Linked DNA regions of Homo sapiens: region 2 is linked to region 1. Evidence: read pairs that join two places in POLR2A ChIA-PET (ENCODE). Cell type or tissue: PC-3. All regions are shown on one strand.

Region 1 (8,000 bases):
GGAAGTCAAAAGAATGTTTTGTTAGAACCAGGTTGAAGTTCTGTGATATCGTTTGGCTCTGTGTCCCCACCCAAATCTCACCTTGAATTGGAATAATCCTCACCTGTCAAGAGTGGAACCAGGTGGAGATAATTGAATCATGGGGATGGTTTTTCCTGTGCTCTTCTTGAGATAGTGAGTGAGTTGTCAGGAGATCTTGTGGTTTTATAAGGGGCTTTCCCCCTTTTTGCTCGGCACTTCTCCTTACTGCTATCATGTGAAGGATGTGTTTGCTTCCCCTTCCACCATGATTGTAAGTTTCCCGAGGCCTCCCCAGCCGTGCAGAACTGTGAGTCAATTAAACCTCTTTCCTTTATAAATTACCCAGTCTCAGGCAGTTCTTTATAGTAGGGTGAGAATGGACTAATTCATTCTCTCTGATAGTTTTTTCCTCTTAACTAAAATATGAAGCAAGGTCACCAGGGGCAAATGACAACAGAGAAGGGTGTTGGAGATTCCACAAGAAGGGAGAGGGAGATGTATGTACCAGAAACATAAAGTTGCATTGTCTGGCAGCATGAAGAGCCCAGCTGGGGTTAACAACCCCAAATTGAAAGCAAGTCTGATCAGTAGGATTGTGTGCTTTCCTTCAGTTCCAAGAAGCTTCTGGGTTACAATAATTGGGCAGAGTGTTCAATTTCACCAAGGTCTTAAGTGTAGTTCCATTAGCTAGTCAAAGAAACTAATAGAGTGTTTAGGGAGTAAAGGGGCATGCACGAAGGTCACTCTGACTGTCCTTGGAGTTTAAGCTGTGGGAAGAGGGAGAAGGCTTGTGGGAAAGGCAGGCAAAGGACAAGAAGTTTGTCAGATTGATAGGTTGCTGGTCCTGTATAGTGAAAGGATTGTTAGAATCAAAGGATTCCCATGAAATATTAATTCATATTAGAGTTTACCACAATTTTAAGAATTTTTTTGTTCCTGTTGTGGTTTCCTCTTCACTCTGTTTTTCATTAAATGTATTCCTATCCCTCTTTAATTAAAAACTAGTTACAATTTTATTACTATTGTCCTCTCTATGTAAAATAATATCTTAATATGAAATAATGTATGCTCATTAAAAATTAGAAAATATAGAAAAGTAAAACAAAATTAGTATGGTCTTACCATTTACATGTGTTTACAGGTACTGGCAATAATTTTGAATGCAGGTGCTTCTTCACTTATGCTTGGGTTACATCCCAATAAGTCCACTGTAAATTCAAAAAATTGTGAGTTGAACCATTGTAAGTTAGGGACTTCCTTTATGTCATTTCAGTCTTGTTTCTTTTCATCTGATTTTATAAAACATGATAGTAATTATTCTATGTATTTTGTTTTGTACCATGTCTTAAGTTATTTCTTCTTACTATACTCTCCTAAGCATACGTTATGCTGTTAAATACTTTCGTCAAGATTATTTTTAATGACTGTGTAATATTCCAGTGAAGGATGTTTTATAATTAATTTTGTCTACATTACAGGTTATTTATACTAATTTGTTTGGGTATTAAAATTGTGTAGAGATTAACATCTTTATATTTAGGTTTTCAAAAAGTGTTATTTATATTCCCTAAGGAATCTTTTATAAGTTCATTCTTCCTTTTTTTTTCAAACAGACTAATTCAGGTTCCTCAAACTAATTCCTTAGACATTGTTGTTATTTATATAAATTGTCACAGTTTCCACATAGTATTTTAATAATTATTCCAGTGGATTTAACTATAATAGACTAATTTTCCATTTTTAATATGTTTGGCTGTCGTTTATTTATTTGATTATTTTACCTTTTCAATATTATGCTACATTTTTTATGGTGCCCTATTATGACAAAAGCCATACATTCACAAAGCCTTATTATTGTTTTGGTGATTATAACAATACTGTAATTTTTAATTACTTAGTATGAGTTAGTAAACATATTATTGGACCAATTTTTCTGTTGAAAGTATCCAATCCTATTTAGAATGTTGTTGGTCATAAATACCTCACATTACTTGTATTAGAAAACCTGGAAAGTGTCCCAGTTAGCAGGTCCCTTTCACCTCATAACAATCAAAGATGATTTTAGATTATAAGAGGTTATGGAAAGGTAACAGGAGGAAGTAAGGAAGAAAAACAACTTGTGCAGCCAAGAAGCTAGGCTTTACTGAACTGGAACTCTATCGTAAATGTAATAGTAGCTCTGTCCATTCGGCGATAATTCTGTAGTTATTCCTTCAGAAGAGCCTACTCAAGGCTTTCTACATTAGGGTCCAAGGACATTCGCCATATGCGACTTTGTGTGTAGTCAAAAGAGTAGTCATAGAGAATGTGGACCCTGGGGCAAGAATCTTGGGATTTTTCTCTTGTCTTCTTTACTTCCTACCGGGATGATGTTGGGTAGGTTAATTAATCTCTATGTATCTCAGTCTCCCCAACTGCAAAATGTAGACAATAATGTTACCTATTGCACAGCATTACTGTGAGGGTTAGAGGAGATAATAGATACCATGCATTTAGAAGCCTGCCTGCACAAAGCATGACCAGTAATTGCTAGCTATTGTAAGTTTCTGAAGATTTAAGTTAACGTACATTGGACAGTCTCGTCCTTACTTTTGCCAGATTTCTTATGTTTTCAATTTCTTTATTTTCTCATATCTTATCTTATAGGTAATGATTTTAAAATATTAAAAGTAATTGATTTCACTTTGTTCTCTATTTTTATCCTCCTCCTTTTATAAAAAAGCAGAAAATTTTCTTTTTCATATTTCTTTATAAATTAAAATCTGTTTAAAGAAAAAAAATTTTTTTTTTAAATAAACTTTGTAAGCACCATCTCATTTTTAGCTTGGGCGTCCAACCCAATCCCAAGAGTTTTCCTTATTTCTTGTCTCTTTTCTATGATTACATGTCAATTTCATTCAGTTGATGCCTCCTTGGTTTAGGTAATTGTAATGCCAATTTTTGATGTTGTTTGAATACCGGAAGATAGATTTTGCAAGAATAAATATCTCAAGTATTCTTTTAAAAGCTTCCAAAGCAGAAATGGCTGGGATATTGATAGAATTTGAAAGAGCAATCTTTCTTATGTGTTCTTATGATAGCAAAGTGTAAGCCTCTGTTCAAATAACAAATAACAATTTTGGGAGGAATTCAGGCTTAGTTTTTCTACCTCTTAGAGAGAACTGATATTATTTATTCTTCACAATCTTACCAGGAGATTGAAAAGTAATGGCGTGTGTTCTACCCTCACGATTAAAAAGGAAAAGTTCTCTGTGAATCATAATCAAAGAATCTTTGACCTGAAGTAAGTTCAAGTTGAGAATATTCTCGTCTCTAAGACTTAGTATAATAATGTTTAAATTGCATACATTTATGATAAAATCAATTATAATATACCTTTAAAGAAAATAAGAAATAATATGAAATATTGTAAAAGACGTTTCTTCCAGTTTCCTTTTGAATAAACTTTCCTTGGGAAAAGTTACATCATTTCTTTCAAATGTTTCATCAATATTGCTGGAAAATGGTGCTCCTACACAAAGAAAAATTTTTGTAGTTAAGAGTAAAGAGTGTTGTTTAATCAGTGAAAATATTTCGGCAGACAAAAGGTAAACATTTCTAACATACAAGGAGCTGAATTATATTTTTCTCCCTCTGTGTACCATTCTCCTGAACAGATACCCAAGAAATAGCATGAGTATAGTTATACAGATATAAATGCAAGAAATTTATTAGATAGGTTGAAAATTTATAACAATTCTTTGCTGCTTGCTTCTATTTTTTAGTGAAGTAGTTAGCTAAGAGTTTATTTGATAATGAGAAAGAAAAAAGGAGTTTTGCAAGTTTGAAATAAGAGTAGAAGATATGAGAAAATTGTTGCAGAGACTGGGAGGGTGAGTTAGGTAGAAGGATATAAGATTTGGTGTATTCTTTGTTGGGCACAATTGAGATTGCTGCTCATGTTTAAATCCAACAAATTTCAGCAAAAGGTAGTGAGTTAGATGTTGTTAATCTTGGGGTTTCTCAGATGAGTATGACTGAATAAAAGTGGTCTCGGGACACTGCTTGGGTGATGGGTGCACTAAAATTTCAGAATTCACCACTATATAATTCAACCATGTAAAAAAACCACTTGTGCTTCAAAAGCTATTGAAATAATTTTTTTAAGTGTGTTTGAGAGTTGAGAGCAAATGACTACAGTGTTGGAACTTAAAATCTAAATAGATGAAGGAAGCCAAGAAGGACCCAATGAAGTGAGGAATAATCCTTAAAAGTTAGAATCAGGGGCCAGGTGTGGTGGCTCATGCCTGTAATCCCAGCACTTTGGGAGGCTGAGGTGGATGAATCACCTGCGTTCAAGAATTTGATACCAGCCTGGCCAATATGGTGAAACCCTGTCTCTACTAAAAATACAAAAATTAGCTGGGCATGGTGGCGGGCGCCTGTGATCCCAGTTACTTGGGAAGCTGAGGCAGGAGAATTGCTTGAACCCGGGAACGGAGGCTGCAGTGAGGTGAGATCATGCCACTGCACTCCAGCCCGGGAAACAGAGTGAGACTCTCCCTCAAAAAAAAAAAAAAAAGTTAGAATCAGGTATTGAAGGACCCTGACTTGAATAACTGTTGGAATTAGGATATTACAGGGAAAGAAACGAAAGCAAGAAAAATACGTTGTGGAGAATTTCTCCTTCTGATGAATGTTAAAGCATCTTGTTGCATTAGATTCCATTTCTACAAAACAAATTACCATTTAAACTTAGAGATTTAAGGCAATAACCATCCATTAGTTCACAGTTTTGCAAGTCAGAAGTCTGGTACAATGAAGCTTGGCCCTCTGCTGAAGGTATCACAAGGCCAAAATCAAGGTGTCATTTGAACCGAATTCTCCTATGGAGGCTCTGGGGAAAAATCTGCTTCTAAGATTGTTTTTGTTAGTGGAAAGAATTAGTTTCTTGCAGCTGTAGGACTGAAGTCCCTGTTTTCTTGCCAACTACAGCCAGGGGCCACTCTCAGCTCTTAGAGGCTGCTCATATCCCTCAGTCTTCAGTCCAGCAATGGTTTGTCAAATTCTTCTCATGCTTTTAATCTCTGAATTCCTCTTCTGCAACGAGCTAGAGAAGATTCTGCTTTTAAAGGGCCTACTTCATTAAGTCGGGTACATCCACCAAAAATTCCCTTTTGCCATACAATGTCACGTAATCATGGATGAGGCATCTTATCATAATAGCAGATTCAACCCACATTCACAGGAGGGGATTGACATGGTTGAGAGTCACTGGGGGTGATCTTAGAATTCAGGCTACCCCACTCGTCAAATTCAATTAAGTTCTATTTAAATGTTTAATTTGAAAAATTGAGATCTTTACAGAATAAGAATTTTCTACAGTTTAATTTGTTTTTACATAAGATTTCCCATTAGTTTTTGTAAATATTGTGTATTGTAGATATTGCTGCTATTGTTAATGGGATTTTTTTTCATTACATTGTCTATTCTGTGAAAGGGCCATATATGAAAAGTGACTCCCATGTGTCAAAGGAGCCCAGAAACCAAAGAATGAGGAAGACAAATCGAGGTTGTTGGTATTGGGTGTTTTATGGGGGAAACTTACAAACAGAAGCATGGTCTTGGACGGTAGCAAGACAGGCAACTCTTCGCACTGTTTGTTCCCAGGCCCAGGGTTTATATACAGTAGGAAAGGGTATATATGGTCCAGCAAGACAATTAAAGGCAACCCTTCAGAATAGGCAAGAATGCGATGTGCATCATATCCTGTAACTTGTGCAATAATATTAAGGTTGACATGTTCTTACACTAAGAACAGCAAATAGGAATCAGGAGGCATTCATGGGACTGGAGTTAATCAGAAGTCAACATGGTGGGTTAACAGCCATAATGGAGTCACTTTTGTCTCCATATTATCAAATTGATTTATCACTAATTTTATTATTATTATTATACTTTAAGTTTTAGGGTACATGTGCACAACGTGCAGGTTTGTTACATATGTATACATGTGCCATGTTGGTGTGCTGCACCCATTAACTCGTCATTTAACATTAGGTATATCTCCTAATGCTATCCCTCCACCCTCCCCCCACCCCACAACAGTCCCCAGTGGGTGATGTTCCCCTTCCTGTGTCCATGTGTTCTCATTGTTCAATTCCCACCTATGAGTGAGAACACGTGGTGTTTGGTTTTTTGTCCTTGCGATAGTTTGCTGAGAATGATGGTTTCCAGCTTCATCCATGTCCCTACAAAGGACATGAACTCATCCTTTTTTATGGCTGCATAGTATTCCATGGTGTATATGTGCCACATTTTCTTAATCCAGTCTATCACTAATTTTTATTATTTATCTTTTATTTGACCTCCTAGACTTCTCATTAGTTCTAATAATCTGTCAGTTATTCTCTTGAATTGGTTAGGAGTATCATCATACAGTCTGTAAATAATATTTTTTCTCTCTCTTTTGAAAGTTCTATGTTTTAATTTATTTTTATTGTTTCATTGCACTGGTTATGAGCCCTTTGGTTACTGTGAAGGAAATTAACAGTAATATGGAATCTCATTACATTGTACCTTTTAAAATGCAAATGTTTTTAATATTTTATCATTAATTGTGGTATAAGAGAAAGGTTTATGGCAAATACTCTTTACCAGATAAAAATTTTCATCTATTTCTAGGTTGTTGGCATATTTTTATGAAATTCAATATGGAATTTTAGCAAATGATTTTTTAGAATGCATTGAGATAATCATAGTTTTTACATATTAAATTAATACAATGATTGCATGAATATATTATCAAATGCTTAAGCAGTCATTTGTTCCTGGCAAACCTAACTTCGTTAATATGTATTATTCATGTAATACACTTATAAGTTTTATTTGTTAATATTTTATGTATAATATTTAATCTAATATTCAGTGGAATTTCACTACAATATTTTATACTGTAACTGTCCTTTCTATCAATATAATGCTTGTTACAAAGACTCCATTTTTCTTTGTAATACATATTATTTATATAATGTAAGATTTTTATCACTAAAAGTTTTGTTAGAACCTGATATGGAATCAAATTGTCCAGGTCAGTTTTAGAACATAGTTTTAGCTGGCAGTCCTATTTCTTTCATGTTTATGTGTACATTGAGAATTTTTACTTTATAAGTAAATGTTAATTATACACACACACACACACACACACACACAGAGCACATACATCCTTAGAACAGTTTTTAGTATCGCCATTCAAATTTATTAGCTTAAAATCACATTTATGCTTTTTCAAAATCATTTATTGTTCTTAGAATCTGTAGTTATATTCTTCTGTGATTTTGTTTTAGTTTCCTTTATTTCTATACATATTTCATAAACATTTGCCAATTTATATTTGCCTTCTTAATGAATCATACTTTGGAATTATTATTATTATTATTGTTATTTGAGATGCAGGCTCATCCTGTCACCCATGCTGGAGTGCAGTGGTGAAATCTCACCTCACTGAAACCTCTGCTTCCCGGATTCAAGTGATTTTTCTGTGTCAGCCTCCTGAGTAACTGGGATTACAGACACGCACCACCACATCTGGCTAATTTTTTTAAATTTTTAGTAGAGATGGGGTTTCACCATGTTGACCTGGCTGGTCTCAAACTCCTGACCTCAAGTGATCCACCCACCTTGTTCTCCCAAAGTGCTGGGATTACAGGCGTGGCCACTGCGCCCAGGCACACTTTAGAATTATTAATCAATTAAACTGCTAGTTTTATGTACAATATTTCTATTTTGCTATTTATATGCTTTGCTAATTTAAGCCTATACATTTTTTTTTCTTTTTTTTTTCCTTTTTTTTAGATGGAGTCTTGCTTTGTCGCAAGGCTGAAGTACAGTGGCGCAATCTCGGCTCACTGCAACCTCCTCCTCCCGGGTTCAAGCAATTCTCCTGCCTCAGCCTCCCGAGAAGCTGGGACTACGGGCACGTGCCACCACGCCCGGCTAAT
Region 2 (8,000 bases), 250 kb after region 1:
TGGTTTATTCATTGTTATTGTCAAACTACTTATAGGTATATTTTAATATAATTTACAAAGTACAACATTTCTGGATGTCTTTTTAAAATCAACTCTGTGGATGTATACTTTATACACAACAAAATCTATCCAAGTTTACATTACCAAAATGTTTGACAAATTTATACACCAGTGTAACCATCAACCTAATCAAGATGTACATTTCCATCACTTCAAAGGATTCCTTGTGCCTCTTCCCAGATAAAACCATGCCACCCAACCTCCAGCTCCAGACAACTACTGATGTGCTGCCTTCATGTTGCAGATTAGATTTGTCTCAGGTGACCCTGGGAGATGCTTCTTCTTAATCCTTTTTTCCCTAAAATGATGTATAGCCTGAATATTATAATTCTGACTCTCTTCCAGCACCTCAAACCTTCAGTGAACTATCACAGGGACAACGGTTGTAACACAGATATGACTACAGAGCTACTGAGGCCACCCAGAGCTGATTGGTTTTTGCCTGTTCCAAGTTTGCTTTCTGTCTCTTCTTTCCTGTGAGGCTTCCCATATCTAGCCACATCCTTCTAACATGCTCCATTTTACCTTAATTTAGCCAATGTCTGTATCTATTGCTCTCAACAGAACCATAACTCTCATAAAAATGTAACTTTTTATAAAATTTTTATAAAGAAAACTTTATATAGAAATACAGTATCATTACTTATGAGTTGTTAAATTCTTCCAACTTAGACCAGAAACCAGAATTGGTTGATTTTTAAAACAATTGCATTGTTGTTACATGGAGTGGAAAAAGAATTATTAATTGGGAGTCTATGAACAGGCTAAAAATATATCTGCCACAGTGAACATCAATAATCAGTTAACAATTAAAGGGCAATTTAAAACCCAAGCAGAGAATGCTAGTGAATAACTTAAATATTGAACAAAATCCAGAATTATAAAAAGAAGCTATAAAAATACAAAGCATTTAGACATTGTGTCTCGTGATTTGACTTTGTTGATTAACATGTGGGAAGCAATGGCAATAGTCGTTAATATTTTTTCATCATTCCATTTTCTGCATGAAAAATTTAAGTGTCAGTTTACAGTCATCAATCTATTGCCACTGTACTTTGTACCTTGTAGGTATAAGCAAAGCTAATTTAGAAAGGAAACCATTGTTCTCCTGAGAGTTTTATTTTAACAAAGGTTAGATAAAAGTATTTTTTTAATCATTGTCTTCTGCCCAGACCCTTGGCTTCAGACTTGTGCAGTCATTCACCTTCAAATCTCCATCACAGCTCTGCTGAGTCTGCACTCAACTAAGCTGAGAAATAAGCAGCTTTGACATTTAGGGGCCCAAGGCTTCTTTTCTCCTTGAAGGAATTATGTAAGTCAGCAACACGTGCTTTTGTTTGCTCATCTGGTTTCAAAGCAGATGGTGAATTTTCACGCCAGCTGGATGGAAGGGCCCTGAAAACATTTAGCAGTATTTACCAGGTGAATTCTGCGTGTGCTCCAGGGCCTTCAGGAACATATGATTTACATTCATGGATACCTAAATCTAGGTAGTGGAAGATATCAAATTCAAAACTAAAGGAGACCAATAACTTATGGTTCTGTTCCTGATGTACATCAAAGTTAGATTAGACTGTCTATCGTGAGTGAATATAAGAAAAGCTCATTTGATTGATTGAAATTTTAGCCACCAGGAAGTCCTCAAGGACTCCCTTTCCCTGCAATTGTTTTACTAATGACACTTTTGTACACAGTAGTGATATGATTTCATTTTGGTTATATTTACTAAGATTATCCCACCTTTGACTTTTTTAATTGCATATATTATATTGGAAATTGGTTTAGTGAGTGAGTAATAGCTGTTGTGGACTGTAGATCCCTTCACTCAAACAAGATTTGTGTTTCTATCCATGTCCTAAGGATGCCATTTCACTACTCCTAGGAGACAGCGACAGCTTTTGTGTGCTATAATGCAATCTTTAGGGCGTGAATATTTCTATAATAACTGAACATTGAACACCATAAGTATTTGCATAGTCACTCTTCTTAGGGAATAAATAAAAAAAATACTCTGGAATCCCTTTTACCTCTTCCTGTATTTTTTTTTGTTTTGTTTTGAGAGGGATTCTTGCTCTATCGCTAGGCTGGAGTGCAGTGGCACCATCTCAGCTCACTGCAACCTCCGCCTCCTGAGTTCAAGTGATTCTCCTGCCTCAGCCTCCTGAGTAGCTGGGATTACAGGCGCATGCCACCACACCTGGCAAATTTTTGTATTTTTAGTAGAGATGAGGTTTCACCATGTTGGTCAGGCTGATCAAGAACTCCTAACCTCGTGATCCACCCGCCTCAGCCTTCCCAAGTGCTGGGATTACAGGCATGAGCCACTGAGCCCAGCCCACCTCTTCCTGTATTTTTAAGTATTGATATGGTTTGGCTGTGTCCCCACCCAAATCTCATATTGGATTGTAGTTCCCATAATCCCCACATATCATGAGAGGGACCGAGTGGGAGGTAATTGAATTATAGGGGCGGGCTTTTCCCGTGCTCTTCTTGTGATAGGGAATAAGTCTCACAAGATCTGATGGTTTTATAAAGGGCACTTCCCACACACAAACTCTCTTGCCTGCTGCCATGTAAAATGTGTCCTTGCTCTTCCTTCACCTTCCACCATGAGTGTGAGGCCTCCCTAGCCATGTGGAGCTATAAGTCCATTAAACCTCTTTTTCTTTATAAATTACCCAGTTTTGGGTATGTCTTTATTTGCAGTGTGAGAACAGACTTATTCAATTATTATAGGCACTAAGGGGTTCATTGCCAATCAAATCATTCTCCAGTAAAGTAATCTACAATATTTCCATATGAGATTTTATTGTTGTATCTTGATGCTTAACTTGAAGTAAATCAGGACTGTGTGTTGCCCACATTGGTCCTTAGTCACATATTGGGATCTGTTTTTTCTAACAGTGAAGACATTAATTAATCCTACATGAGAGTATGTTTATGTATGAAATTAATCAAGACCATATTTTGTGGATTTAGGACGTTTCTAGCAAATGTATACACTTAAAGACTGTCTTGTAAGGTCAACAGCTGAGAGGATATAGAAGGAACATGCTGAGAAGTTCAGGAAGTACTAACATAAAGCTCCCTCTTCCCACAGGAACATCGATTTCAGCATACCTTAAACCTTTTGAACAGACTTGTCGATACTCTCTTGGAAAAGTATTTTTAAAAATAGAATTGAATATTTTTAAACTTTCATCCCAATAGAAAGCTAAAGTTAATGAGGAAACTTGGATTCATTTCACAAAACGTTGCTTGTAAGCTATTTTGCTTGGCTACATGTTCCCTGGACAAACCCAAAAGACTGGTATAAATTCCAATACTGTCACTCACAGTATCACAAACTTTTGGTGACTCAATCGCTTTACCTTTATGTTGTTCTTTCTAGGACCAGTTTCACAGAGGTTATGCCATTCTCAGATTTCTTAGAATTGGTCAATCTTAGGTCATTTGACTTGAGAAATCCTCAAAGATTTTACTGTTTTAAAGTATTAATACATCCATCACCACAAAGGAATCAGTTAATGTGCTGTTATATCTCAAAGAGGTTACAGTACCATCTTCATTTTTCTCAACAGCCTCCTCTAAATTCTATTCTTTCTCTTTGCCTTAAAAATCTACACAATGAAAGAGAGCACAAGGAAAGTCTCCCGGGAAATACAGGGAGAAAAAAATTAATCAAAATGTCCAACAACAGATTATCCAATAATTTATGATATATCAGGACATAGAATACTATACAACCAAGAAAAATACTAATGTACTTATAGATCTATTTATATTAAAAAAGTTAATGATATATATTTTGTGTATTCCATATTACAAGCACTAGGCTAAGTCCCAGATATATCATGGTGAGCAGGAGAGACTGGAGCCCTGACTTTCTGAAGTTTTGAATCCAGTGGGAGATACTAACAATAGATAAGTGAAGAACTACAACCATAAAAATTATTATTAAAAAAAACCACGTGCTGGAATTTCTGAAAAAAATAAGCATGCCTATATTCAAATATGTAATGTAAAAAATAAAGGTATGCACAAAAAAGTCCATAAAGGTACAAACAAAATATGGGCAGTAGTTTCCAGTGGCTGCTGGCAGAACAGGCATCAGGAAGTATGCATGAATGTAGTCATGCAGAAGTTATCTAAAATCCCTGCTGACTGATCAGTACCCATGCCACACTGGTTATTATTAATACATACTTGGGATATCACCACTGGGTGTTAGTATTCTGGCCAATCCTTACTTCCATTATGTTTTCTAGATTATCTAATTTTTAAACACAATGCTTTATTATTTCATATTTAATTATAAAACATTTTAAACATACACACAGTAGAGAAAACATTCACTTTTTTTTTTCTTTTTTTTTTTTTTTTGAGATGGAATCTCTCTCTGTCACCCAGGTTGGAGTGCAATGGTGCGATCTTGGCTCACTGCAAGCTCCGCCTTCCGGGCTCCCGCCATTCTCCTGCCTCAGCCTCCCGAGCAGCTGGGACTACAGGCGCCCACCACGACGCCTGGCTAACTTTTTGTATTTTTAGTAGAGACGCGGTTTCACCGTGTTAGCCAGGATCGTCTCGATCTCCTGACCTCGTGATCCACCCGCCTTGGCCTCCCAAAGCGCTGGGATTACAGGCGTGAGCCACCGCGCCCAGCCAGAAAATATTCACTTCTTTATTCGACATATAAGTTTAACAACAGTTAAGGAATTGACATTTTTGTTTTAGGATTTTTTTTAATGAAATTATCATAGATAGAGCTAAATTCTTAAAACTTAATCCTTTTTTTTTCTTTTCCTCTCCTTCCCATGTGTAATCACTTCTCTAAAAATATGCTGATTTTATGTTCTAATAAAAAGGGCTTTAAAAATCAATATATAGTACAGATATAAAAGTCTGAACCACCAAAAAAGTAAAGAAAAAGAAAAGCAAGGAAAAAAAAAGAAAGAAAAAGAAAAAATGAGGCAAAAACCGTGGAGTGATGAGTAATTGTTAGGAGAATGAAAGAGAAAGCTTAACTTTACAAAAGTCCCTGCTGAATGAAATGGTCAAAGTAATTGTAAGAAATCACAAAAAGCATGTTGAAAAGCTCAGAATAGCCTTAAACTGCAAAACTTCCTGCAGCTTGAGAGAACCTTCCTGCTGAATTACTAAATTTTAGAAATATAAAAATAAACTAACCACTGAAACATCCAACTGTTGTAAGAAAGTTCTAGATTCAAAAATAAACAGAAGCAAAAGCATCGTTTAAGAAAGTCCTTTGAAGAAATCCCACACTCATAATTTAAATGAATGCTCAAATAAATGTTGTTATTAACTTTTTTGAGTGTCATCAATGAATCAATCACTATGCTAGTACTCGTTTTAGAAGATGAGTAGAAAATAATCTTTTCTTCAAGGAGTTCACAATCCAGTTAATAAAACTTATTAGATGACATGGCGTCTTTCTTTTCTCATATGTTCCCACTACTCAGAGAAGAGTTGCATATAATAGGCATGAGGGGTATTATTAAATGTTTAATAATTAGCTCTCTAAGGAAAACAAAAACCCGATTTGCAGCATTTTCCAATTTCCACGGCATTAATACTACCCCCATGGTTGATTTCAGGATGACATTATATTATGAAACATTGTATTTCTTTTTGGAAAGAAATACACACCAGAACACTAGATTCACCAGAGCTAGCTAGCTCAAGCATTGAACAAATATTTGTTCCATGAAGACAAACAGTATAATAATTTTTATAAAAGAGGTTGCTTTAACATATGACAGAAGCACAAAAAAAATGATCAGATCTGTTGGAAGGGAGGGCTTAGGTATTTCAAAGTCTTTTCTGAGGTGATCTCTGAATTTTTTTTTCCACTACAGCTATGTTTCATTTATAAGTTTCACTAGAGTCACTGTTCTCAAAGAGGGTACAAGATGACTCAGTAGTGGTAGTAGGAGGTTTGTATTACTGTTTCCAGTATTTTTAAAACAGCAATGCTACTAAACAATCTACAGTGAACAGGACATCTCCCCACACCCCTCCAGCAAAAACAACTGTGCAAATTGTCAAATGTATCAACAGTGCTGAGATTAAGAACCCCTGCACTGGAATAACAGAGAAGAATCTAGATGAAGGGAACAGCTGGTGCAAAGGCAATGAATAATGAAAGAAAAGTGTATTTTTACCTGGGATACTATGGAAACAAGCTGAGACTCAAAAACAGTGTTTTCACAAAGCTTTTAAAGAAGAGTTTTCCTATATTAGAATAACTCTATGCTTTCCTAATTTCATCTTTTATAACAATAACATCTTTTCATAACAATACACTTTCACTTCTTGTCTTTTGGTGTTTTCCTTTGTGAATCATATTTGCTTTCTCACATCCCATATTGTTTCAAAAATGAAGTTGCATCCTTAACTTTTTCCAACCATTACATACTTCCAAGAACCAATGGATCATCAAAATTAAAATTTAACATTGTGCTTTGCAGGCTTTAACTTACCTATAATGTTTCATATTACATAGAAAAACCTAAGTACCACTAAACATGATACATGATACATGATACATGACGGAAACAGAATGAGGGAAAGATGTATTATAATTATTTCTGGGAAAACAAAAAGATGCAAATATAGATACAGGTCTTTACATTGTTCTATTTTGAGAAAACCAGATCTCATAAAAAGTTAAATTGTGATGTAATCTTTGGGGTTTGAAAAATATCTTTAAATTATGAAATCTCACAAGAAGATTATAGTGAAAGCTGTAATATATATACTTGTATATTGTCACTACTTTTTCTTCTTTTGAGAAGTGATTTGGCAAGTAATTTCAAGATCGATTTTAAAAAAATCATGTTTGTAACCCAAACATTAGCTTCTGGAGATTTATCTTAAGTAAATAAAAAGAATAAAAGTTGCATTCAAGAATTAAAAAAAAGAGAGATTACAAAAAGAGGAAAAACCTCATTTAAAATCTCCAGCCTTTCAGAAAAATCCAAATTCTACTTAAATGGTAGTCCCCATTAGTTAATATTAGGCATATAACAGAAATGGTACATGGTATTAAATGCTAATTAAAGACCAAATTCAAAAAGGAGGGGAAATGTATATCGGAATGGAAATTAGATAGTCATTGTTCTTTGGTACAGTAGTTTCAATTAAGTGCTGAAACCAAAGGATATTATTTAAGGTAGAGTAATGGCAATTGCTTTGTTTTAGATTCCCTGTCTCCTCTCCCTGTAAAATGTTCCTACTTGCCTCTAGTAAACCTGTAAGCGACCAAGCGCTTTGGCTTATTCTATGAAATAGAATATGTAATAGCCAAACAGCATCTTCTACTTCAAGCTAACCTAAACATTATAGCCAGTGTGGAACTTGGAATCAGTCAGATCCAAGTGTAAATTTCATCACTGCCACATACTGCTTGTGTGATCTTTAGCAAGTTCCAAAATTCTAAATATGCATTTCCTCATTGATAGCATACAGTCCTAATAATACCTAATTCATATAAATGTTGCGAGGACAAATTCAAATAGCATCCTATCCAAAACAACATAATTAGAGAGTAGCTTATAGATGGGACTATTTAGCTTAATGTGGACAAGTTAGCACCTCTCTTTGGGTTGAATTTTTTTCTGGAAGCATTAATAATATATCTATTCAAGCTAATAAATATTTATTGAGCACTAAGTTACAAAACACTTTGCTGTATGTTAATTAAGATTAATAATAAACATGTGTCATACCTATGATCCAATACATTAATAACATGATGTGACAGTAACTTTCATACTGGTAAAGAAAATAAGAAAGATGGTCGGGCATGGTGGCTCACACGTGTAATCCCAGCACTTTGGGAGGCTGAGGCGGGCGGATCACAAGGTCAGGAGTTCGAGACCAGCCTGGCCAATATGGTGAAACCCTGTCTCTACTAAAAA

What was found. Peaks named below come from ENCODE experiments on the same cell type or tissue, not always from the same donor. Only the 100,000 strongest peaks of a DNase experiment are listed, where the experiment ranks them.
Region 2: POLR2A ChIA-PET joins it to region 1 with 5 read pairs; 3 of 35 experiments call an interaction of 5 or more read pairs at or near these places.

Annotation. Positions count from the first base shown.
Region 1 is chr7:20,180,293-20,188,292 of GRCh38, reverse strand. The region is part of intron 1 of MACC1 (MET transcriptional regulator MACC1); the gene reads left to right. Among named protein-coding and RNA genes, the nearest start is that of MACC1, 33 kb to the left of the region's middle. In PC-3, no CTCF peak of the experiment used is centred here; no DNase peak of the experiment used is centred here.
Region 2 is chr7:19,926,459-19,934,458 of GRCh38, reverse strand. The region is part of intron 5 of MACC1-OT1 (MACC1 3' UTR overlapping transcript 1); the gene reads left to right. Among named protein-coding and RNA genes, the nearest start is that of TMEM196, 160 kb to the right of the region's middle. In PC-3, no CTCF peak of the experiment used is centred here; a DNase peak (open chromatin) is centred at 3,388; H3K27ac peaks cover 958 bases.